2 separate regions of the Homo sapiens genome follow, and region 1 is linked to region 2. The links are chromatin contacts, found by Hi-C or POLR2A ChIA-PET in ENCODE. All regions are on one chromosome and are shown on one strand. The core of a region is the stretch at or near the end of the contact, and the rest is flanking DNA. Distances in the headings are between cores, read along the strand shown.

The links. A loop is a pair of places that touch in the nucleus more often than their neighbours do. ChIA-PET counts read pairs that join two places held with the same protein, here RNA polymerase II (POLR2A). Pooled maps may share reads with other maps.
Region 1: a loop to region 2 is called in a map with no recorded cell type, with 5 times the contacts of the local background. The contact joins two enhancer-like sites. A Hi-C loop is called at or near these places in 1 of 37 single-sample maps with no recorded cell type and 2 of 50 pooled maps. POLR2A ChIA-PET finds 5 or more read pairs at or near these places in 3 of 52 experiments (A549, H1 and MCF 10A).

Annotation. Positions count from the first base shown.
Region 1 is chr12:124,902,303-124,908,222 of GRCh38, forward strand. No RefSeq gene overlaps it. Among named protein-coding and RNA genes, the nearest start is that of UBC, 9.4 kb to the right of the region's middle. Within about 2 kb of position 4,634, at least 7 of the 41 ENCODE cell types and tissues checked have a DNase peak (open chromatin) inside an H3K27ac peak, as active enhancers do.
Region 2 is chr12:124,680,242-124,686,086 of GRCh38, forward strand. No RefSeq gene overlaps it. Among named protein-coding and RNA genes, the nearest start is that of NCOR2, 120 kb to the left of the region's middle. RefSeq lists enhancers at 1,111-1,180, 1,371-1,440, 4,567-5,111, 5,112-5,654. Within about 2 kb of position 1,615, at least 22 of the 41 ENCODE cell types and tissues checked have a DNase peak (open chromatin) inside an H3K27ac peak, as active enhancers do.

The DNA.
Region 1 (5,920 bases), core at 3,384-5,883, 230 kb after region 2:
AAACCCTATTCCCTGCTTCACAGCCTCCTTTGCAGCTATTGACAGCCACTGGACCCAGTTCTGACCAATGAGACCTGAAGGAAGTCAGTGAACGCTTTTCTTCATAAAAGAAACTCATGTGGCTGACCCCAATCTTCCCTGCTTCTTCCTTTGAATACAGATGTGTCTGGATTTGTGACAATAATCTTGCAACTATGAGAGAAAGAACAGCAGAATCACACCCTGACATCAGAGTCCCTTATATCCAAATCCAGATGTCATCTTCTTCCTTTTTTTTTTTTTTTTTTTTTTTGAGACAGCACCTTACTCTGTCTCCCAAGCTGGAGTGCAGTGGTGCAGTTATAGCTCACTGCAGCCTTGACCTACCGGGCAACCCTCCTGCCTCAGCCTCCCAAGTAGCTGGGACTACAGGCATGCACCTCTAGGCCTGGCTCTCATTCTTTTTATTGTTGTTGAAACTATAGAATCTATTTTTAAATCAGCCCAGCTAATTTTTTATTTTTTGTAGAGAAAGGGGTCTTGTTATGTTGCCAGGGATGGTCTTAAACTCCTGGCCTCAAGTGATCTTCTCACCTCAACCTCCCAAAGTGCTGAGATTACAGGCATGAGCCACCGTCCCCAGCTAGATTTCTTATGTGAGAAAATTTACATCCCCTTGTTTAAACCTCTGTAGTTTGATTTTTCCTGTAGGGTGTTTAAATACCCTCTTGTTTAAACCTCTGTAGTTTGATTTTTCTGTTTCCTAATCTGTGTACTACCACTTAGTCTAATTCTAGTTGGTGGACCAATGAGATTTCAATTTCAGTTCTGCTTATAGGCCTGATGCTTCTCTTCTGCAGAGTAAAAAGTTAGGGGCCAGGCGCAGTGGCTGACACTTGTAATCCCAGCACTGTTGGAGGCTGAGGCAGGTGGATCGCTTGAGCCCAGGACTTTGGGACCAGCCTGGGCAACATGGCGAAACCCTGCCTCTACAAAAAATACAAAAATTAGCTGGGCATCGTGGTGCACGCCTATTAGTCCCAGCTACCAGGGAGGCTGAGGTGGGAGGATCACTTGAGCCTGGGGAAGTCGAGGCTGTAGTGAGCCATGATCTCGCCATTGCACTCTGGCCTGGGCAACAGAGTGAGACCCTGTCTCAGAAAATAATAGTAATAATACCAGTCTGGCCAATATGGTGAAACCTCATCTGTACTAAAAATACAAAAATTGGTTGGGTGTGGTGGTGCACACCTGTAATCCCAGCAACTCGGGAAGTTGAAGCATGAGAATCGCTTGAACCTGGGAGGTGGAGGTTGCAGTGAGCCGAGCCACTGCACTCCAACCTAGGTGACAGAGCGAGATTCCGTGTCAAAAAAAAAAAAATTAAAAAAAAATTTTAAATAATATGTTTAATTAAAAATATAAATAAAAATTCTCTTCACATTCACTTGTTTCAGGGATGGCAATCCCACCCCCAGGAGAAGATCCTGGCTAACCTTGACCTATCACTGGCCATCCCATTCCCTTTGCCAGTAAATGGTTTAAGAACAAGCATCTGCTTGGTGTCTGGAAGCATGAGAGTGCTGTTATTTCAAACTTTCAATATTTTTCTAATTCATCATTTGAGGAAAGACAACTCTTGTTCTGAGAAAAAAAAAATTTAATGATTGTTTTGGCCCAAAGGAAAAGCCAAAATTCTATTTTAATATGATATTAAAAGAAAAGAACCGGCTTGGCGTAGTGGCTCACACCTGTAATCCCAGCACTTTGGAAAGCCGAGGCAGGCGGATCACCTGAGGTCAGGAGTTTGAGACCAGCCTGACCAACATGGAGAAACCCCGTCTCTACTGAAAATACAAAATTTGCCAGGTGTGGTGGCACATGCCTGTAATCCCAGCTACTCGGGAGGCTGAGGTAGGAGAATAATTTGAACCCGGGAGGCAGAGGTTGTGGTGAGCAGAGATCATGCCACTGCACTCCAACCTGGGCAACAAGAGTGAAACTCTGTTTCATATATATATATATATATATATATATATATATATATATATATGCATACATACATATGCTAAAATTCCTGCAAACTAGCGTTAACTTTGTCTTCATTGAGAGCAGAATGGTAATAACATCATCTGGAGGTTATGATGATGTCATCTGGGTGGGAGGTAAATTTTTTTTTTCTCCTTACACTGGGCCCCACAGAAGGGGGTGAGGTTTGGCTCCAGGTTTGGGGGATATAGCTAAGGAAGGATGTCAGCTCTGGGCCAAAGACAGGAATGACCTATCAGATCCCCCAGGGAAGGAGCAGGACCCTGGAGCATTAATATCTGCGGCACACAATTGTGATTTCTCCGCGTTGCAATTTCCTTTCACTACCCCCATGTCTAGCTGTCCTAAGGAAAGAGCCAGATCCCTGAGGCAACCCAGAGAAGCCAAGTCTAAGATGTCAGAGGTCATGGGCAGAATCTCCCAAGGCAGCCAGCTGGCTGAGTGACAAATGACAACAAGCACAGATTTGTGAAGAGTGCAAGCATTCTTCAGAAACTCCCAAAAATACCAGTGAGGAGAAACTGGTAAGTGGACTTCCTCGAGGAGTCACGCACAGTGCAGAACAGACCACTGTCCCACGTGCTTGCAGGGACACGCTGGCCTCTAAACACTGGCCCACACAGCGCTGAGTCACACTTGCCCCTCCCTCTTGCCTACGGTCACTCCCCAGCCACAGTTGATGCTAACGAGCTTCGCCCTTCACTCCCGGGAGTTCGGCAGCTTTTGCACATTTTAAGATCAACTGAGAGTTTATAAATATGCCCCGTTTTTCTATGACCATCGCTATGGGAAGAGATGAATGTGTTCTAACCTGTTTCCCATCAAAACTTGTGTTCTAACCCCAAAAGGAAAAGCAGCAATAAAAACAACCAAAACATTTTTTAAAAATAGGTTCTATAGTTTCAAAAACAATAAAAAGAATAAGAGCCAAGCCTGGAGGTGCGCGCCTGTAGTCCCAGCTACTTAGGAGGCTGAGGCAAGAGGATGGCTTCAGCTGGGGAGGTTGAGGCTGCAGTGAGCTGTGATCACACCACTGCACTCCAGCCTGGGCGACAGAGGGAGACACCGTTTGTAAAAAAAAAAAAATTTTTTTTTTTGAGATGGAGTCTCCCTCTGTCACCCAGGCTGGAGTGCAGTGGCGCAGTCTCGGCTCACTGCAACCTCCGCCTCCTGAGTTCAAGCGTTTCTCCTGCCTCAACCTCCCGAGTAGCTGGGATTACAGGTGCATACCACCACGCCTGGCTAATTTTTGTTTTGTTTTGTTTCGTTTGTTTGTTTTTTTGAGACGGAGTCTCTCTCTGTCTCCCAGGCTGGAGTGCAGTGGTGCAATCTCGGCTCACTGCAAGCTCCGCCTTCCAGGTTCACGCCATTCTCCTGCCTCAGCCTCCCAGGTAGCTGGGACTACAGGCGCCCGCCACCACGCCCAGCTAATTTTTTTTTTTTTTTTTTTTGTATTTTTAGTAGAGACGGGGTTTCACCGTGTTAGCCAGGATGGTCTCAATCTCCTGAGCTCATGATCCGCCTGCCTTGGCCTCCCAAAGTGCTGGGATTACAGGCGTGAGCCACCACTCCCGGCCTCCTCCAGCCCCATCTCTTCACATGCTTTTCCCACCTCAGTTATGCTGGTCTCCTTTCTGTTCCTCAAATATGCCCAAGTCTTCCAGCCCCAGGGCCCCCGTGCTATTTCCTGCCTCTCCACCTTCTGCAAAGCTAAGGCCCATCTTCCAGGTCTCACATAAATACTGTCTTTCCCGAAAGCCTCTTCCAACCATCCACAAGCAGGATCCCAAACTCCTCCCATTCAACCTGACAGCCTCACATAGCTCCTGTCACCATGTGTAATTTTTGCTTACTAGCAGATCAAAGAACAGAAGCAAGCCGTTTGATTGTTTCTTTTTGTTTTGTTTTGTTTTTAGACAGAGTCTCACGAGCCTCCTTACAAAATAGAAAAGTCAATGGGATTTCAGGGAAAATGGATAATCTTCGTTGGGGGCAGTCAAGGAAGGCTTTGTGGAACCTTTGAATTAGATCTTGACATTATATCTTGACAGTACTTTGAATAAATACAAATAATGTTATTTTTTTGTTAAGACTCATGCAACCGCATCTATGTAAATGAATCCGTACATAGTATTCATTCGAGTGTGAAATCAGACTTTGGGATGCTTTAAAATTTAACAGTCAGGAACACTTACTCTATTTTATGGACTTAAATTTGTTGAGGTGGCAGGGAACAACTTGAGTGAAGGGTGGGACATGGCAGTGTGTATGTGGGGGAAAAAGGTGGCCAGCAGATAAGGGAAGCAGGGGACAGAGTATTTTGAGGGATTAGACCTGACCAGCTATAACAGGAAATAGAGGCTGTAGATTGAAGGATAGCTACAATGGATGTTATGGAGAAATTCCAACTGGGGTGGAAACATGTAGCTGCAAAATTGGAAGAGCAGCTTATTCTAGGCAGAAAAGAAGAAAGTAAAAGGCATCTGAGGGGACACTAAATTAATGCTTACTGATAAGTAAACAAGCCTCTGGAAGTAGAAAGGTAAAAGCATAAATTGCTTGGTCAACCACAACCGCTTGGGAGTGCTGCAGGCTTCATGACTAAACCAAAGTCTGTCCCTGAAGCTCCCTCTTCCGGCAGAAATAAATACTGCACACTAAGCTGGCTGACTCCTTTAATTAAAAGGTGCTTGCCAATCTCTAAACAGTATACCTGTATGGGAGTCATAATTGTAATATCTTGGTGAGGATTTTGTTGTGCTTTCAGGCAAACCATAAAAGGAACACTAATTTAAATAAATACAAACAATGTTATTTTATTCTTAAGATTCAGGCAACCACATCTATGTAAGTGAATCCTTACATGGTATTCATTCAAGTGTGAAACCAAACTTTGGGATGCTTTAAAATTTAACAATCAGGAACAAGACTCTGTTAAAAAAAAAAAAAAAGAAATGTTAGAACTCTGTCAAACTATAAAAATATAAAGTGAAATAGCACAGTGCAGACAGACTGTACAGACCAGTGTGCTACCTTTCATGTAAAGGGGAATTACATATATTATATATATGATTTTTTTATTATTTGTGTATATACAGTACTCACTGTATATGCATAAAGTCTGCAAGTACATGCTGGGGGGAAGGGGTGGATGGGAGACAAGGATGGAAGATTTTTTTGTTGTTTTTTTTTGGAGACCGAGTCTCGCTCTGTCACTCAGGCTGGAGGGCAGTGGCACCATCTCAGCTCACTGCAACCTCCACCTCCCAGGTTCAAGAGATTCTCCTGCCTCAGCCTCCCGAGTAGCTGGGACTACAGGCATGCATCACCACGCTCAGCTAATTTTTGTATTTTATTAGAGATGAGGTTTTGCTATATATATATATATATATATATATGAATATATGAATATATATATATGAATATATGAATATATATATATATATGAATATATGAATATATATATATTGGCCAGGCTGGTCTCGAACTCCTGCCCTCAGGTGATCTGCCCACCTCAGCCTCCCAAAGTGCTGGGATTACAGGTGTGAGTGGCCTGGAAGATTTTTTATTATATACTGTTTAAAAGTTTTTAAGTAGTTGAAACACATGAAGACATCACCTCAAAAAGTTATATTAACAATTCAAAAATATGCACATTAAGGATTAATTTTTTTGAAAAATTTAAAAATTGAGAAATATCATGGGACAGTAACACAGTAATCATGAAGAATTATAAAAATAAGTGCTGGCCGGGCGCAGTGGCTCAAGCCTATAATCCCAGCACTTTGGGAGGCCGAGGCGGGCAGATCACAAGGTCAGGAGATCAAGACCATCCTGGCTAACACAGTGAAACCCTGTCTCTACTAAAAATACAAAAAAAATTAGACGGGCT
Region 2 (5,845 bases), core at 365-2,864:
CCCTCAGTGTTGGGACTCCCTTCATGGCCTCAAGATGGCTGCAGCAGATCTGGTCATCACATCCCAACAAGACAGAGTGCAGTCAAAGATAAGGCAGCCATCTCTTCCCCCCTTTTTGTTTTTTGTTTGTTTGTCTGTTTTGTTTTGTTTTGTTTTGTTTTTGAGACAGAGTCTTGCTCTGTCGCCCAGGCTGGAGGGCAGTGGCTCAATCTCGGCTCACGGCAACCTCCACCTCCTCAGCCTCCCTGCCTTCTCCTGCCTCAGCCTCCTGAGTAGCTGGGATTACAGGTGTGCACCACCACGCCCAGCTAATTTTTATATTTTTAGTAGAGGGGGGGGTTTCACCATGTTGCCCAGACTGGACTCGAACTTCTGACCTCAGGCAATGCGCTCAGCTCAACCTCCCAAAGTGCTGGGATTACAGGCGTGAGCCCCCGCACCCTGCCTGGTTCTCTCTTTTTTAAAAGCAGGTAGGCTGGGCATGGTGGCTCAGACCTGTAATCCCAGCACTTTGGGAGGCCAAGAAGGATGGATCGCTTGAACCCAGAAGTTCAAGATCAATCTGGGCAACATGGCGAAACCCCTCTCTACCAAAAGCGATACAAAAATTAGCCAGGAATGGTGCCACATACCTGTAGTCCCAGCTACTGGGGAGACCCTATCTTAGAAAAAAATAAATAAATAGGTAAGAGCAGGTAAGCATTCCCTGTAAATCCCCCAGCACAGTCCCCTCCACGCCACAGTGGCTAGGGTTAGGCCACGTGAATATCTAGGAAGGGGGATGGGGTGGCCATGACGCTTAGCCCAGGGTCAGCAAACGGTGGTTCACGGGCCCCAAGCCTGTTTGTTTTTGTAAATAAAGATTGATTGGTGCCCAGCCACATCCTTTTTTTTTTTTTTTTTTTTTTTGAGATTGAGTCTCGCTCTTTTGCCAGGCTGGAGGGCAGTGGCGTGATCTTGGCTCACTGCAACCTCTGCCTCGTATGTTCAAGCGATTCTCCTGCCTCAGCGTCCTGAGTGGCTGGGATTACAGGCACAAACAACCATGCCCAGCTAATTTTTAATTTTTTTGTAGAGATGAGGATCTTGCTATGTTACCAAGGCTGGTCTTGAACTCCTGGGCTCAAGCGATCCTCCTGCCTCAGCCTCCCAAGCTGCACACCCTTTTTTTTAATATCGTCTGTGGTTGCTTTTGTGTGACAAAAGCAGAACTGAGGAGTTACCGCAGAGACGCCCAAGAAGCCTAGAAGAGTGACTCAACCCTTTACAGAGAAAGAGTTTGCTGACCCCTGGCTAGACTAACCGGGATCTACCCCTGACCCGGATTGAGTCATTTCCCCTGAGGGATGAATGAACACTATGACAGTCTGTGAGCCCCATAGAAGTGGGGGTGGGGGCTGGCCTGGCCGCTGCCAGTCGTCCTTCAAAGCTTTGCTACTCAAAGCGTAGCCCCCAGGCCAGCAGCATCCGCCGGGCATGGGAGCCAGGTCTTGGGTCCCACCCCAGACCTATGAAATCAGAACCTGCATCCTAACCAGACCCCCAGGGAACGTCACCCACTAAATGCAGCGCGTTTGCTTCTCAGGCTGTTGTAACAAGGTACCACGAAGCGGGTGGCTTAAAACCACAGGTCTGGAGGCCAGAAGCCTGCAATCCAGGTGCCAGCAGGGCCCTGCTCCCTCCAAAGCCCCTGGGGCAGGATTCTTCCCTGCCTCTTCCAGCTCCTGGTGGCTCTTGCGACCCTTGGCCTTCCTGGCTTTGCAGATCGGTCACTCCAGCCTTTCCTCTGCCTCCACGTTGTTTGTGCGTATCTCCCCTTTTCCTGTGAGGGCTTCAGTCATCTTGGACGCGAGTCCACCCTGATGACCTCATCTCAGCTTGATCACATCTGCAAAGATCCTATTTCCAAATAAAGTCACATCCACAGCTGCCAGGGGTTAGGACCCGGACATGTGTTTTCGGGAAACACAACCCCACCTGTGACCTGTGAGTAGTCCCAACACACACCACACATGGGTGAACTGCGACATACGTGCTTGTGCTTTTGGGAAGGACAGGGCTGGGGGAGGGGCAGCTCCAGCTTCCCTGCCTTCTCAGGCTCCCAGAGCTGCCCTCCTGGGAAACAGCACGCTGGAAGCTTCATGAACATAGCTGGCCTCAGGCTGGCTCAGGGAGGTCATCTCTACCCCTCATCTCCCACCAGGCCTGAGCTGCTCCTGGGCCTCCCGGGTTGAACCGTGAGTGCCCTCAGCAGGTCTGGCACTGGGTGAGGCATGTCAGGCATCCCAGGTGCCCCTCTGCACTGGCACCCTGAGAGGGCTTGCCTTCTAACATTCGGTACCCTGAGCCCAGCACTGGGGCTCAGCCCACTTCTCATCTCCAAACCCTGCTCCGGGCCTGTGCTCCCCAGCTGTGGCCAAGTGACAGGTGGGCCCAGCTCCTGCACTGGCCGCATGAACAGAAGCACCGTCTTCTCAGTGAAATTAATAAATGCCCAGCAAGTGCACCCTGAGCAAACTTCCTTGCTTTGCACATAACTGGTGCTTAAAACTCACGTGCTCGGTGTACGAGGAAGTAAATGCCGGAAATCCAGATTCCCTACAGCGACTGACAAGGCCCAGCGTGATCTAGCCCACCCTCCTTACCAACCTTGTTCCCACCGTTTTCCTCCTAAACCTCTAGTTTCCAGCTCCATGCCAAGCCCACTACGGCCCCAGGGCATTTGCACCTGCTGTGCCCTCTGCTGGAAGGCTCCTCCCCACACACAAGCCCATGGCTGGTTCTCTAACTCGATTTCGATTTCTGTACAGATGATGTTACCTCTTCAGAGGTAAGCCCCACCCCCTCACCTCCTCACTTTCTATCAAATCAAACAATTTTAACAACTGCGTAGAACTCACAACTGCCTCCAATCCTCATGTTCATTTATTTATCTACCTGCCACGTCCTGAGTGTCTAGAATGGTGCCGGGCACACAGTAGGTGCGCAGTAAAAACATGCTACTGAACTGAGAGAGTCCTCTCCTCCATCCCCATCAGGCTGAGCTCTTAGTAAACACTCAGGAGCCTCCAGGCCCCTGTATTAAAGGCCTGACAAGCCTCGCCCTGCTGCGGAATTTTACAGATGGGGCTGTTTCTTTGTGTGTCAACAGAGTGCTTAATCTCTGCTCATAATGCCAGGCAGGAAGGAGCCTGCTTTGCTGAGGAACTTCTGTCTCAAAGCCGCCAGGTAACATGAGTGGGGCCTCTGGGGTCGGGAGCAGCATGTCTCCCCATCCTGGCCTTGATAAATGTCCAGGGGCCCTTCCAGCCTCCGCCAGGCAGCTGCCTCTGACCACAGCCTCCTCCGCAGAGCTGAGCTACCCACGTGTGCTCACTTCTAAACTGCAAGCCGGCCCCTGAGGGGGTGTGTGAGGAGTCAGGGTCTTAAAAACTTCCTGCATATTTTCCCTTCAGAAATAGCATCCTTAACTTTCTTTTTTTTTTCCTTATTAAAAATGTACTCATGTAATCCACATGCACTGGCTGTGAGAAATTCCAAAATGTCTTTTGGAGAGAGATCCTTGCCCCCTGAGGCTGTCCCCATTGCACAGATGATAAGCACAGTCAACGAGGCTGGGCGCCCGTACTTCCCAAACTTTGTGGGGCCCACAGCAACCCTCTGAGGCTTTTACTTTTATCATCCCCATTCCACAGACAGGGAAACTGAGACTCGGAGAGGGACAGGGCCAGCAGCCAGCACATGTTGGAGGGAGGTCAATCCACTGTGGCTTTGAGCAGAGTGGTCGCAGGACTACTATGCCATATCCCACCTCTTTGTAGAAGAGTTCTTGATTTCATTTTTAAATTTTTGTGTTGTTGTTTCTATTTTGTACCATTTTCTGTGTATCGTTCTGTGACTTGCTTTTTTCATTTAACATGTCTGAGACATCAATTCATGCTGGACACACATAAGTCACCTCATTTTTTTTTTTTTTGAGATGGAGTCTTGCTCTGTCACCTAGGCTGGAGTGCAATGACAGGATCTCAGCTCACTGCAACCTCTGTCTCCCAGGTTCAAGTGATTCTCCTGCCTCAGCCTCCTGAGTAGCTGGGACTACAGGCACACGCCACCATGCCTGGCTAATTTTTGTATTTTTGGTAGAGACAGGGTTTCCCCATGTTGGCCAGGCTGGTCTCGAACTTTTGACCTCAAGTGATCCGCCCTAGCCTTCCACAGTGCTGGGATTACAGGCGTGATCCACCGTGCCCAGCCAGTCACCTCATTCTTTTTAACGCCTGTTTCATAGCCCCTGACACACAGCACAGAGCCATTATAATTGTTGGAGTCAAAACGGTTCATATCTGATCATCTTGTATTCTCCGGACGTAATTCATTTTAATGTGCACTACAGTCTCTATGCGATGCAGTGAGCACTTTTGGGAAAACCAGTCGGACCTGGACTGGTTGGTCAGGAGAAGGTCTGAAGTGCCCTGTCAGGCCAAGTCTGAGACTGTGGTAGTAGAGGAAGTGAAAGCAGGCTCCAGCACTGAGGTCCAGAATGTTCCCAGCTCCAACGAGGCCATGAAGATAAAGCACTTCTTTTGTTGGCCATCTGCATATCCAAGAACTCCAGAGTATCCAACCTTCAAAGCACTGTGGCTCATTCCCTGAACAACGGTGCCAGGTAATTCACAAAGCAACCCTCTGCACACCACAGTTTGCTCCAGTCTCCAAAGCAAGTCCTACTCAGAGTCTCCCCCGAGCAGACGAAGAGAAGCCAGACCTCTCTCCACTTCAGGCAGTGGATGCTTTTTGGGGGCTGGCATAAAGGGAGTAAGGAGGGCATGAGTTTTCACAAAGTCAAAATGAAACTGCTAACAACACGGCTCTGTCTCCCAAGAGTGACTCACCCAGTGAAAACCAGAATATTGTTCCGAGTGTCAAAATCTGCAGAACAGCCTCCAGGATTTGGGTCTTATCCAGCTTAAATGAGCCAAAACACTCCTGCATCTTCCTGGGGTTCCTGGTGAAGGGCGTGTTGTCTTTTCCCTTTAGCCCTTGTTTTGGAAAGCTCTGAAGAGGCACCCAGGAGGTCAGCAGACAGCAGCCTAGCCGCTTCCTTCTCCAGGACAGCATTCGGGCAGCTTTGAAATGCCTCCCAGCGCTCGCCTTCTGCAATCCCCAAACTTATGCTGCTGGCATGCTGGCTGCCACAGAGCGCAGAGAACACCAGGACCCCGGTGGGAGGCAGAAAAAATATTCCTTAGGAGAATCATCACCCCACCTCGCGCTGGAGGGCCAGGCACGGCAGAGTTTATCATCATCAGGAGCGAGTTAACTTCGAACAGGGGAGAAATGCTTTTAGAGTAATTGTATTAGCCCTGGATTCCAGAATGCCTTTTCCATTCTTTTAAGGAACATTCTGTGCATCCTTGTGCCCTCCGTAGAGCAGGGGGAGACTGACGGGTTTGTAGGTGGAGAAAAACGTGAGACATTTTTAGCTCCCGGTTTTATTCATGAGAAAATTTGCCAGGTGATCCTGGAGCGTGACAGCTTGTCTTGTGGAGTTTGCCAGGGCGCCATGGTGCTCCTGGGTATACTCTGGGTGCATACGTGAATCCACAGTGAGCCACATGCAAATCAGGACAATTGGACCAGGGTCAGTCTTCAGCCCTGATGGGGACTGAGAGAACAGGGAGGGGAATGACAGCAGCTAACGCTTATCTAGTGCTTCCTGTGGGCTGGACGAGATCCTGAGCACTTTGCGTGTATTAACATTTAACTCGGATAATGACCCAACAAGGGAAGTACTAATATGATCTCCATTTAAGAGACAGGGAAGGCGAGGCGCAGAAAGGTTAAG